Linked DNA regions of Homo sapiens: region 2 is linked to region 1. The links are chromatin contacts, found by Hi-C or POLR2A ChIA-PET in ENCODE. All regions are on one chromosome and are shown on one strand. Each heading gives the region's core, a stretch centred on a gene start or an enhancer-like site at or near the end of the contact. The rest is flanking DNA. Distances are from core to core; before and after follow the strand shown. Region 1 overlaps STAMBP (STAM binding protein). Region 2 overlaps TET3 (tet methylcytosine dioxygenase 3).

Region 1 (6,901 bases), core at 869-3,368:
AAAAGCCTTTCTTGTGCCCAAAAATGTACCTCCAAAGAAAGAGATCTTTTTCTTGTTGTGACGTGACAGGTTTTCAAAGGAAAGGGCTTCTGTCACATAGCAGTCTTCAGAGAACCGTTTGGCAGCCATGGGCAGGAAGCAAGAGAAAACCATGTTTCCTTACTCCTTCTAGCTCTTATGTAACCTTTAACTTTGGCTTTTTTCCTTTGGGATTCGTGTTCCTTCAAAGAAGAATACTACTTTGCATCATACAAAAATGCATGGAAATACTTAGTGCATGTGTTCTATGCATGTAGTATGTGCATATTACATGTTAGCATGCACTGTCTTTGATGAAAAGTGCTTAGGTAAATATAAGATGCTAGATTTCATCTTTTGGTTCTTGTCCATGGCTCTAAAGCTCAGTGGGGAGAATAAACTTAATTAATTCACAAATCTCTAACATTTAAGACATCTACTTAGGGGCAGTGAAAATAAATAAAAGTCCAGTAACCTGTCACAGAAAGAAAGTGGCAGATTCAGAATTTCAGTATGAGCAGGCTGGCTCCAGAGCCTATTCTTTTAACCACTACACCATACTTCTTCCATACGGATTCTGGAATGTCTAGAACTACTGGAGGGATTCTGAACAAAGATGTCTTTTAACAGAATTAAGTTGTAATACACAGAAACTGAGATAAAAAAATAAATTGAAGGTAGCTTGCTGATAGCTCTAAAATATTATATTGTAATTGGGATAAACTCTTTTCTACTTACTGCCCATGGGGCAGAAGTAATTGGAAGAAGAATCCTCAATAAAGAAAAAAGATGATCCCCACCAAAACAAACTTTCTAAAGATAAGTCCTCATCCTTCAGTTCTATATTAGGCACACAAGTTTCATTTTGATCCAACTTGATAAGGCTCCTCAAGGCAGGGATGGACTCTAAAATAAAAATGGTTCTTTAAAAAGCTTCCTTTTGGGTTCATGAAGAAGATATAAAAGAGGCTGGGTGCGGTGGCTCATGCCTGTAATCCCAGCACTTTGGGAGACCGAGGCAGGAAGACTGCTTGAGCCCAGGAGTTCAAGACCAGCCTGGGTAACAGGGTGAGACCTTGTCTCTATTTATATTTTTTAATTTATATATATATATACATATATATATATACATACACAAACATATATAACAAAACATAAAAAAACACAAAAATTAGCTGGGTGTGGTGGTATGCATCTGTAGTCCCAGCTGCTTGGGAGGCTGAGGCAGGAGGATCTCTCGATCCCAGAAGTCTGAGGTTACAGTGAGCTTTGATCACACCACTGCACTCCAGCCTGGGTGACAGAGGGAGATCCTATCTCTATTTGGAAAAAAAAAAAAAAAAAGAAAGATATAAAACAGTTTCCTTGAAGTCTATATTTAAAAGAAATACAGATTCATTTGTTCAAACCATAAAGTCCTGAAGAATCTATTAAGATAAATAAGACATATTTCTTATATTTTAGAGACTGATAGATGATTCAGTAGAACTCTCATCTTAGCCCCAAAAGCCAAGATACATATTAATATTTACTACCTTTAGCAGGCTGAATGTGCTTTGTATTGAGGCCTGAATCAGCTAAGAAAGTACTATGTCATATAAACACTATGTTTTATTTTTACTTATGCTCTTATTATAGAACTACACTGCGAGCTTCCTGAGGCCAGAGATTTCTGTGTTTCATGCTTCTTTGTATACTCCTTGGAAGCCAGCACAGTGCCTTGTATAAAGAGGCACTCAATAAATATTTGATGAGTAAACATTACATATATGTACAAGTATGTACATATACACAGTAAGTCCTTAATGTTGATAGGTTCTTGGAAATTGTGACTTTAAGCACAATGACATATAACAAAACCAACTTTACCATGCACTAATTGACATAAACAAGAGTTAAGTTCCTTTGATCTATCCTGGTCACAAAAACACCAGACTTCTAAATACAGACCAAAACACTTCTAATATTAAACACTGAAATAAATATGAGCTATACATACATTTAAGAAAGACTTATAAAAACAAGTAAGTAAATGATTTACCTGCCTATTCAGTCCCAGGTGGCCAGAGTCCATCCCAGCAGCTCAAGGCCAAGGTGGGAACCAGCCCTGGAGAGGATGCCATCCCATTGGCATCACACATACACTTGCACTCACTCAGACTGGGGACAATTCAGACATGCCAGTTCACCTAATGTGCAGACCTTTGGGGTGTGGGAAGAAACTTGAATACCCGGAGAAAACCCACACAGACATGGGGAGAATGTGCAGACTCCACACAGACAGTGGCCCCAGGCAGGAATGGATTTTTCTTTTCTCATCAACATTAAAACAAAACGACATTGGACAAAACGACATTATTTGACAACCTGCCGTATTTAGCCTGCCGTATTTATTTACTTTGCTTTGTAAGTATACAAAGAAACAGGAAGTATACACAGAAATGAGGGCAGGGGTAATAGAACAGATAAGAGTAGGTGTGAAACTTTTCACCAAGTACCTCTTTATATTACTTTGACTTTGAGCCATGTAATGGAAATCTAGTTTATAAGTAAAAAAACAAAAACAAAAAACAAACAAAAAAAACCTCCCAGACCTGTACATGAATAGCTTTCCCTTGCTTCAACAACTGTAGCCAGTTTTCTGAATGGGGATAGATGGGCAAAAAGGTCTCCTGAAACAGACAATGGGCAACATACCCCATTACTCATACTGGAGGTAAAAGAACTTAGTGGTTAGTAGGGCTGGCTCTGGAGCCACTGTGCCTGGGCTCAAATCCTGGTTTTGCCATTTACTAGCTATGTGACCTTGGGCAAGTCACTTAATCTCACCATCCCTCAGTTTTTTGCAGGGGTGTCCAACCTTTTAGCTTCCCTGGGCCACACTGGAAGAAGAACTGTCTTGGGCCATACATAAAATACACTAACACTAACTAGCTAATGAACTTTTAAAAAGGTGATATCTGCTACCATAGATAAGCAAAAAAGTCCTTGCATTCAAAGGGTTGGACATGGCTGATATCCTGTCCATAAAATTGTAGAGATGGAGACAAACTAGTACTCCCTGACAGGCTTGCTGTGACACTTAAAGAGATAATAAAATGCTAAACACGGTATCTAGAACATAGTCAATATTTGCTATGGGTTTCTATGATTTTTTTTAACTAATAAACAAAAAATGTGAGCAAGAATAAGAGATGAAGATGCTAACACCAGCATCATATACAGGTTTGGGAGTTTTTTCTTTACTTATAAACTAGACTCCATTACATGGTTCAAAGTTCTATCCCTAGAAACTTTCTAAGGATAGAAAGCGGTGGCCCAGATGTATACTGTTCTCTGGGGTTATATCTGGTTGAAGCCTGGAGAGAGGAAAGGTACCAAAGCAAACAAAGATATGATTGCAAAAACACAAGCAAAATGACCCAATAAACAATGAAAAAAGAAGACATAAGCAGAAAAGTAAATACAAAAGATGAATATATGCAATAATGCTGAATCCACTCATAATTAAAGAAATTCAAATTAGGATGAGATACCATTTTCATCCATCGGATTGGCAAAGGCGTAAAGGTTAATTATACCTGGTAGAGAAATGGGACTTAAAGGTTGATCATACCTGGTATAGAGAAATGGGATACCCATACAGTGTTAGCAAGATTGTAAATTAATATAACCTTTCATCTTAAGGGAGGGAAAATGGAAGCTAATTATTCAAAATTTAAAACGTGTATATCCTTTATTTTTAATTTGTACTATTTATTTTTTTTTTGATTTATTTATTTTTTTTTTTTTGAGACAGAGTCTTGCTCTGCCGCCCTGGTTGGAGTGCAGTGGGGCAGTCTCGGCTCACTGCAACCTCTACCTCCCAGGTTCAAGTGATTCTCCTGCCTCAGCCTCCCGAGTAGCTGCGATTAGAGGCACCTGCTACCACGCCCAGCTAATTTGCGTATTTTTAGTAGAGATGGGGTTTCGCCATGTTGACCAGGCTGGTCTCCAACTCCTGACCTCAGGTGATCTGCCCGCGTCAGCCTCCCGAAATGCTGGGATTACAGGCGTGAGCCACCGCATCCAACTTAAAATGTGTATATCCTTTAAACTCACAATTCTATCTCTAGGAATTTATCCTAGAGATCATTATAAAACAGTACAAAGATATATGTATAAAAATATTCAATACAGCATTGTTTTAAAAAGTAGAAAAAACTGAAAAAAAAAAAAAAAACAAACCCCTAAATGTCCATCAATAGGGGATTGTTTAAAAAATAATGTGCATTCAAATGTGAAGACAATGTAATCATTCACCCATTCATTCAGTGAATATTTACTGAGCATCTACTACAGGGTCCAGAATTATTCTAAAGGTTGGGGATATGGCAGTGAACAACACAGTCAAATATTCCTCCCCACCATAGAGTATACATTACAATGGGGGAACAGACAATAAACAGAAGTATGCTAGGAAAGTCATTAATAGGGAAGGGGGATAGAAAGGGATAGGGGAATGGTTGAAATTTTAGATACAGCAGCTAAGGAAGTCATCATTAAGAAGGAGGCATTTGAGTAAGGACTAGACAAGAGTGAGCCATGAATCTGGGACTGTTCCAGATTCATGTTCCAGGCAGATGGAATAGCTCTGAGGCAGAATGAGATGGCTCAGTATGTCCTGATATGGAAAGACACTACTGTGAAGAAAGCAAGTCGCAGAACAGAATACGTGGTAAGATCCCATTGATGCTTTAAGGAAAAGGACACATGGGGGCACCTATGAGCTTAATCACACCTCATCCATGCCAGAAATACAATAGTGGCCACCTCTGATAGATGAGACTTCTCTTTTCACTTTAATATCTCCCTTGTAGTGTTTGAAAAATTTTTTAAATCGTGAATAAGTGTTAATTTTGTATGAAAACAACTAATTCAAAAAGTCAAGCAAAGGTTCTTTAACATGGATGCATTAAGGATCCTCATCTCGATTCTTCCAGTCTTAAAAGTTACTCAGCATGGTAAGCATGATCACAGATGGAACCTTCTTCAGTCTATAAACCCCAATCCCAGCAAACATTTTCAACACAGGTGACAGTTCATTTTCAGAAAAAGGGTTGGTGTTCCAGGAGGCTCACATAGCACACAGGAATTGCCTGAATACTCTCACTCCCTTCTGGGCAGCCTAGTTGATGACCATAAAAAGCTGTGAAAGAATCCACTGCCTGGTTTATTGTCTGCGCTCATCATGAAAATATGTACTGATTTAATATGCTGAACTCTTTCTTCTATACTGGGGTCTGCAAAAGGCAAAGCATTCCTACATTAGGGAAGCTACTGAGGGGGGAAATATGCCTGAGATCATTAAGATGCCTGAACTGCTCCAGGAAAAGGAACAAACATGCCTTTTAAAACCCTGAAGTAAAGAAAGTATCCACAAAAGGTCTAGAACAATGATTCTCAGTAGTAGGGGAGGCAGAGGAGTGGTGAGGCAGATGTATACTCCCCTCTCTTTTCTCCTCGGTTGTAGTAACTGCCAAAGCTGAGCCACTGTTATTGATAGGAATGTACTAAGTAAAATACAACAGAAAACAGACTGAGAATCAGTGAGCTAGAATTTGTTTGCAATTGCTGTGATTTTCTGTTCACAGAATCAGAATCAGAATCAAGATTTTAAAGGTATCTCCAAGAAAAGTGAAGGTAGCTACATTAATTACTTCAGGTAAGGCCAATACAACAAAATTCCAAATTAAACTCTAAATCCCACAAATCAAGTAAATGAGCTGCTAAATCTCATCCGCACCAACTCTCCTAGTAGTTCATCATTTTAAGTGGTCCTATAAGTGACAGGGACAAACTCCCCATATCAGTCTTGCTGTTAACACTAATATGTCACTCAAAATAACACTAAGTGTCATAAAAAACAATTCCTTAGGCATCCATGTACTCTTAATCCTATCCCCTCTTGACTTCTGAGGAGTTTATTAGTACAGCTAAGCTCTCTTCTGGACTGTTAGCCTCTCCTCCTCCATAAGATCCTTTTCCATCAGCAAAAACATGCTCTAAAATCTCCTAACTTAAAATACATACACATGTTCACACGCTCCTTGTCCCCCATCAACTACTTCCCCATTTTTCTACTTCCCTTCCCATCTAAACTTCTCCAAAGAGTTGTCTATACCGGGGTTGGCAAACTACAGCTGGTGTGCCAAATCCAGCTAGCCATCTGTTCTTGTAAATAAAGTGTCATTGGAACCAGTCACATCCATTCATTTATGTGTTGTCTATGGCTACTTTCACACTATAAAGCAGAGGTAGTCACAGACACAGCAAGTAGCCTACAAAACCAAAAATTTTTACTCTCTGGTCCCCTATAGAAAAAAATTTGCCACTTTCAGGTCTATACCCTTTGCCTCCACTTTCTTACTGTCCATTCACCTTTCTACCCGTTCTAATTAGGGTCTCTGTAATCCTTCTAGCGAAATTGCTTATGAAGATCACCCATGACATCATCTTACCAAACCCAAAGGCCAATCTTCTGTCTTCACCCATCTGACATAGGTGGCTACTCTCCTTTTTCAAACACTAATTTATTTTGGCTCCCATGACACAACACCATTCTCTCTTGGATTTCCTCCTGCCTCTTGAACCTCCCTTCAAAGAAAGTCTCCCCTATTGACTCTCCCTCCATTAACTAACCTCAGGGCTCAGTCCTAGGCTCCTTCTCTTCTCATTCCCTAGCCTTATTAACAAAGATACTTGATCTTTTATGTTCCATGGATCCTTCTGGCATCTGGTGAAGCCTATGGACCCTTTTCAGAACAATTTTTTTAAGGTATAACTTAAAGTACAAAGGATTACCAAGAATACCCCAATTTTATGGAAAAACAGTTTTCAAAAA
Region 2 (7,223 bases), core at 4,052-6,551, 180 kb before region 1:
ACAAATTAATCCTCTTTATCCTAAACTTCAACTCCTGGAAAAGTCACACAACTCATCTTAGTGTGTAAAGCTTCATTATCCACAGTCACTACTCGTTTATTAGCCCAGATAACTGAAAGATGCCAGTAATCTGGGTTTGCACATGTTCATCTGAAAGGCCTGGGTGCAATGCTGGAGAAACAGAACAGGAACCTAGGCATTTGCGCAACCATTATCTGTTTCTGAGAGTCGGGGTGATGAGGAAGGCCACGGGGGTCCCTCGTCTCTCTGGCCTGTCTGTGGCAGCAGATCACCCACTCACCTGCCCACCCTGGGTTTCCGTGACCCTGCCGGTTACTGGTCCTCCTCCATTCTCCTTTTCCTCCTCCGTCCCCTCAACAGAGCTGTTCTCCACTCTCCTGCCCTCACTGCTCTCCATCGCCCCATGCTCCCCTCAGAAGCCTCCCCTCCAATCAAGGCCCCACCGCTCAGCCTGCACCAACAGCCCCAAAGTTTCCTTTTTCCTTGACTGCTTTCCAGCTACCAGACACACTTCCACTTGAATGCAACTTAAGCCCATCACATTTACAACTTAACTCAGCGCCTGCATCCTTTTCCTCAGCAACTCCCCCCCGGACATCCCTTTACAAAAAAAAATCACGTTAAGATCCATTCCCCTGGGCATCCTGGCTAAACCCTTCCATCCCCTCTGATGTCCTCTTGATGTTTCCATATGCAAGCAAACCCTAGTCCTGCCAACTGCTCCTGTAGAGCATTTCAGATCTGCCTTCTTTTTGTTTTCTCCTCATTTATCTCTCACAAGGACAAACTCAGGAGGTGGCTCCTTGACTGGCCCCCTGCCTCTGCTTCCACCCCAGAACACTACTGTTGGACTCATATTCAACCCACTGAGCCTTGAACCCCCATCACCCAGCTCCCAGGCCAGGGTGCCTTCTAATTCACAACTTACAACTTCTGTCTTGGTTCAAACAGTAAAAATAAATAAGTAAATAAATCTGTAGATAAGCAAATAAATGAACACATGAACAAATGTTATCAAGAGCAATAAAGACTACTTCCATCAAGCAGTGCTATTCCTAGAAACTTGAGCTTATAAGTTTGCATTAAAAAAAATCTTTCCACACATTAGTGAAAGCTGAAAACTCAGTATGAGGGGCTTGGTTTGGTAAACTATGATACAATTCAACAGAGTATTATACACTCATCTAAACCTGCAATTATAAACACTAAGGAAAAAAGCTAGATGAAATAGGAAGAATAGCAGAATACCATACTGTATGAAGTTTAGACTGCCAACTATGTAAAACCAAGCACACAAATGAGAAAACTAGGTAGTTTTTTTAAAAAGTGAAAATAAGTATTTGCAGCCCACAGAATTATGAGATGTCACTCACTGATGCTATCAGCACATCATAACAACCATTCCTTTCCTATATGCATACATAATTATGTATTCATTCATTTATCTCTCAAACAAATATACATTCCGCATCACTTCTTTGTGGATAGAGTAGTGAACAAACAGAGTCCTTTCTCTTGGATAGGGACTTTTTAGACGTTTGATTTTGTCTTAGATCCTATTCAAAGGCAAGTTCCTTTAGGAACTGATACTGTACCACTATCACTAACATGTGCAGGGCAACATAAACCCATGTTACATACATACTCTGTGGTTTTGAGTATGTGATGAAAGCAATGAAAACTGATATTAACAGTGACTTTATCTCCAAGTGAAGCTGCCACTAGTGTAGTTACTGACAGGATATCAAAGGCATACTACAAACTCATTATAGAGCCAGAGAAAACCCTGGTGGATGATCCAAGAGAATAAAGAGAGGTCATAGGCATAGAATAAGGAACAGAAAGGACAGCTTCAGTAGAAGTTGCTGAGAGAGACAGAACAAGAGGTTCTTTTCACTGTGGAGAATAAAAAAGATGTAAAAATCTCCCACTGCCTAAAGATGACTATAGTTTGTATTTGGTATCTTTTTTAACTATGCAACATACACTTAATTTACAAAACTGGGATGACTGAGTATATCAGTGGTTTTTTCTCATATGCTAATTTCTTCCCTAACTGTATAAACATTTTCCTATATTGTTAACTATTCTTCAAGAATTTCATTTTTAATAGCTGTACTGTTTTCTCTGGCATGTATATAGCACACACAGGGCCCCGGAGGCTGAATCTCTAGGTTTTCTCCTGTTTGCTATATTCCCAAGGGACGTATTGACTGTTGGAATAGTGTCTTTCCTCCTCCTTCCATGTCTATTTGGGCTTATTATTCCCTTGAGAACAGGGATGGCAACTTGGCACTAAAGGCTGAATGGATGGATTCTACTCAACCTTGAAGGCTGTAGGAAGCAACCTTGATAACAACAGGTAGGGGTAGGATTTTACTCACATTAGTACAAGGGCTTCATCTTATTTGGGTGACTACAAATATAAAAGGTACGTGTCTAGTAAGCCTTTGGGGACAACTGCCCCTTTCAAGATTGGAGGAGAAGCAGTAGTAACACTAGTATTTGCTGTTCCAGTACCCCAAGGTAACAATCATGAGACCCCCTAAGGCCCATGGTTCTACAAACACTGGTTGAAGACATGCCCAGCAAGAGATAAGCAGATTGAGCATGGCCAGCTGAGTCTTGGCCAGGACTCCTGTAAGTGTGATCTATGGACTAGCACTATTCTGCTATCTCCATTAGTCTGTGACAAGGTAAATACAAAAGCTAAGAGTGTTAACTTTAGACACTTGTATCACAATTTGACATTGTCATGGCATCTAAGCACATGATCATTTTTCTAGTAATTCATTCTTATTTTTACAAAATTATCAGTCCATGAATTAGAAATTTTTAAAACTTAGTCCTTCACCAGAAATTTTGAAGATAACTGATGTACATCATGTAAATGTTAATACCAAACAATACATGCAAGTAACCAATAAAAAAGCTATAAAGACCAATCTAGCTCTCTCATCTACTATAAACATCTACAAAACAGTGAGAAGACACTAAGATAATTAAATGGGAAAAGAACAGTCTTTTAATTGGGACAACTGGTTATCCAGTTGCAACAGCATGTGAACCCCTGCCTCACACCATATACAAAAACTCACTCAAAATGGATCAAAGACCCAAGTGTAAGAACTAAAACTATAAAACTCTAAAACAGACATAAATATTTATTATCTTGGATTAGGCAGAACTTTCTCAGATATGAGACCAAAAGAAAAAAGATAAACTGTACTTCATCAAAATTAAAAACTTTTGAGTTTCAAAGGACACCATCAAGAAAGTGAAAAAAAAAACGGCTAGGCATGGTAACTCAAATCTGTAATTCCAGCACTTTGGGTGGCTGAAGAATTGCTTGATGCCAGGAGTCTGAGACCAGCCCAGGCAACAAAGCAAGACCCCTGCTCTACATAATTTTTTTTTTAAAATTAGGCAGGCATGGTGGTGGCACACATCTGTAGTCCTAGCTACTTGGGAGGCTGAGGCAGGAGGATCCCCTGAGCCCAGGGGTTCCAGGTGCAGTGAGCCATGATCACTCCACTGCACTCTAGCCCAGATGACAGAGTAAGACCCTGCCTCTTAAAAAAAAAGTGAAAAAAACCCACACAATGGGAAAAAAATTTATAAATCATATACATATATACATATAATCATATTCAAGGAACTCATATAGAAGAGATAACAAACTCTTACAACCCCTTAACCAAAAAACCCCAATTTTAAAATGGGCATGTTCACACAAAAACGTGTATATAAATGTTCATAGCAGCATTATTCATAACAGCCCAAAGTGAAAATAACCTACATGTCCAGTGACTAAAGAATGGATAAACAAAATGTGGTCTGTGCATACAATGGAATATTATGCAGTCATGAAAAGGAATAAAGTATTGACACAGGCTACAACATGGATGAACCTTGAAAATGTTATGCTAAGTCAGCCAGACACTAAAGATATATACTATAACATTCCATTTATATGAAATGCATGGATTGGGTAAATCCACAGAGACAGAAAGATAAGTGGTTGCCAGGGGCTGAGGGGGTTAGGGGAACAAAGAGGAGTGAATGCTATTTGCCACAGGGTTTCTTTTAGGGATGGATAAAAATTTTGTGAACTAAGAGAGTGGTGTTGGTTGCACAATCCTGACTACACTAAAACCACTGAATTATACACTGCCAATGGGTGAACTGTATATGATTTATATCTCAATAAAACTGTAATTTCAAAAAAAAAAAAAAAAGTCACTTCTCATCACCCACCTTCTACCCCGAAAGTCTAAAAGGCTAAGAAAACGAGAAAGCACACATTGATCCTTCATCTGCATCTCCATAAGCAGCTTTGAGGCAAAAGCAGAAACTGAACACAAGCTCAAGGAGGGTGGGTGAGCCAGTGAGCTCACCCTCAAACAATGGTTGGGAGACAGGGACAGAGGAAAGGGAAAGGCAAGAGTGTCGTGCAATTCATTCTCTGCAACTCGTTCATCAGCATTTCTCTCTCCTTTTATTTCCCTACTGGGTTACAAGTGAAAGTGAAAACAGGAGGGTCTTATCTCAGGGAAAGTAGTGGTGGTCCCTTTTCCGTCAAAGAAAGATGGGAAGAATACCTCCCACGTCACTGCAGGGGACAGTAGGAGTGGTGGCAACTCTTGAGTGGGGAGAAAAGCAAGCTGGGACAGCCCTGAGCTCTGGGTTGGGGAAGAGAGAGATGAGCTCTGGAAATGCATGGGCAGGGGGCCTGGAAATGAGAACCACTGACTTAAAACCAGCTGATTCCCTGGGTAGAGTCACAGATAACTAGAAAACAGGAAATGGAACTTGGTTCAAAGGCCCTTAGAATTAAAAAAAAAAAAAAAGTTGGAGGGGAAGTTTGCGAGCGATTCAATAAAATAAAAATAAGTGAGACAAAGAATGCATAATATGCAATAAGCATGACCTTAAAAAGCTAAATGCAAATCATTTGTTAAAAAACAAATCATGTTTTTAATATCTATTATACAAGGGAGTTCTGCTACTAAAAGATAACCTAACAGTCAATTATCTGTTAAGCACTGCCCTTGTAATGCAAATAACCACTCTGGAACCTCCTTAGGTCCGAGAACAGGCAACCTGCTCCCTCTGGCTCACCCTCGGGACATACCTCAGTTGGGACACACACCTCTGACTGGGGATTAACAATCCCCGGCCACTGGCCTCAAAGTTTTGGGGTGGGGGAGAGGGGGGTGACAGGGGTGTTAAAACCCACATCCCCAAACCGAGGGTGTTACTCTTCAGAAAGCAGCGGCTGGGCCCTACCCAAGGCAGTGATCTCTGTTCCTCAGCCCTGATCTCAGGGAGAGGCAGTGGCAGACCAGTGTCAAAGTCCCTCTCTCCCCCCAGCGATGGCCTCCATCCCAGGCTAACACCAAACCAGCCAGGGAATGGGTGGGGTAGGGTGGGGTGGGATGCTGTGGCCTGGTATTACAGAGGGGCAAAGGGGAGAGCAGAAGGCAGCTTCCTGGGGAGCTGGGCCCTGCCCCACCTCTCTGCCTTAGGCTTTGCTGATGACACACAACTAGGAGCTGAGTGTTCCCTGGGAGCTATGAGGACAAGGAGTCAGCTTCCTCATGTGCTTAAAAACAATTATTATTATTATTTTTTTTTGGAGATGAGGTCTCACTCTGTCGCCCAAGCTGCTCTCAAACTCCTGGCCTCAGGTGATCCTCCTACCTTGGCCTCCCAAAGCACTGGGATTACAGGCATGAGCCACAGCGCCTGGCCAAAAACAATTCTTTAAAAATATCAGGAAAAACTGAGAATCTGCTCCAGATTAAAGGAGACTTAAACAAACAACAAACTGACCACTGGACACAGCATGTGATCTGGGGGGTTTCTCTTACAAGAGAGGTTGTAACGATTGGTAAAATTTAAGTAAGCCTAGGTTAGCTGGTATAATAATGCTGTATCCACATTAACTTCCTGATTTTGATGGCTCCTTTGTGGTTATTGACATGATTTTAGAAAACCTACATTCAGGCCGGGTGCGGTGGCTCACGCCTGTAATCCCAGCAGCGGATCACGACATCAGGAGATCGAGACCATCCTGGCTAACAAGGTGAAACCCCGTCTCTACTGAAAATACAAAAAATTAGCCGGGCGTGGTGGTGGGTGCCTGTGGTCCCAGCTACTCGGAGGCTGAGGCAGGAGAATGGCGTGAAGCCGGGAGGCAGAGCTTGCAGTGAGCCGAGATCGCGCCACTGCACTCCAGCCTGGGCAACAGAGCGAGACTCCATCTCAAAAAAAAAAACAAAAACCTACATTTGACTATTTAGTAGTAAAGGACATCAGTTTTGCTACTTACTTTTTTTTTTTTTTTTTTGAGGCGGAGTCTCGCTTTGTCACCCAGGCTGGAGTGCAGTAGCACAATCTCGGCTCACTGCAAGCTCCGCCTCCCGGGTTCACGCCATTCTCCTGCCTCAGCCTCCTGAGCAGCTGGGACCACAGGCACCCGCCACCACGCCCGGCTAACTTTTTTGTATTTTTAGTAGAGACGGGGTTTCACTGTGTTAGCCAGGATGGTCTTGATCTCCTGACTTCATGATCCACCCGCCTCGGCCTCCCAAAGTGCTGGGATTACAGGCGTGAGCCACCACCACGGCGCCTGGCCTGCTACTTACTTTCAAATGGTTCAAATACAAATTACAGAGAAAGAAAAGGATAAAGCAAATGTAGTAAAATATTAACATTTAGGTATCCAAGTGAAGAGAATTCTTTGTACTATTCCTGCAACTTTTGTAAAACTCTGAAATTATGCCGAAATAAAAAATATTTTTTAAAAGAGTGATGTTTACTGTATGGTATCTATGGCTTTTCTAGTTTCTGTGAAAAGGTAACATTCCCCAAATCTTACAACGAGGAACAGGAAACGGTGAAACAAGCAGTCACTGACAAATGGCTGGTTGGAGGCAGGAGGGGCTCCAGAACTCAAGTTCTCTGACTTAATCCCATCCCCCTTCCACCAGCCCTCAGCTCATCTAACACTGAGGGACACTGAGCCCCAGACACCACCCTGGGTACCGGATGACCACCGCAGAGCAGAGGGCAAGGAAGAAGGGGGCCGCCTGGATGGTCTCCAGGCTGGGCAACAGCCTGAAGAGGCAAGGCTGACAGGAGAAACAGAGTGCCTGGGAACAGGGTCCACCCTCTCTCCTCCCAAGACCCCTTCCCTC

The links. A loop is a pair of places that touch in the nucleus more often than their neighbours do. ChIA-PET counts read pairs that join two places held with the same protein, here RNA polymerase II (POLR2A). Pooled maps may share reads with other maps.
Region 2: POLR2A ChIA-PET joins it to region 1 with 20 read pairs in activated CD4-positive, alpha-beta T cell. The contact joins two enhancer-like sites. A Hi-C loop is called at or near these places in 4 of 50 pooled maps. POLR2A ChIA-PET finds 5 or more read pairs at or near these places in 3 of 52 experiments (GM12878, MCF 10A and activated CD4-positive, alpha-beta T cell).

The regions. Positions count from the first base shown.
Region 1 is chr2:73,837,653-73,844,553 of GRCh38, reverse strand. All of the region lies in intron 2 of STAMBP (STAM binding protein), which reads right to left. LOC112268419 (a long non-coding RNA gene) reads left to right here. Exons shown (of 3, transcript XR_007087106.1): 2 at 5,652-5,722. Among named protein-coding and RNA genes, the nearest start is that of STAMBP, 12 kb to the right of the region's middle. Within about 2 kb of position 2,118, at least 2 of the 41 ENCODE cell types and tissues checked have a DNase peak (open chromatin) inside an H3K27ac peak, as active enhancers do.
Region 2 is chr2:74,024,374-74,031,596 of GRCh38, reverse strand. The region is part of intron 3 of TET3 (tet methylcytosine dioxygenase 3); the gene reads right to left. Among named protein-coding and RNA genes, the nearest start is that of TET3, 43 kb to the right of the region's middle. RefSeq lists enhancers at 1-331, 332-833, 4,160-5,037, 5,038-5,915. Within about 2 kb of position 5,301, at least 6 of the 41 ENCODE cell types and tissues checked have a DNase peak (open chromatin) inside an H3K27ac peak, as active enhancers do.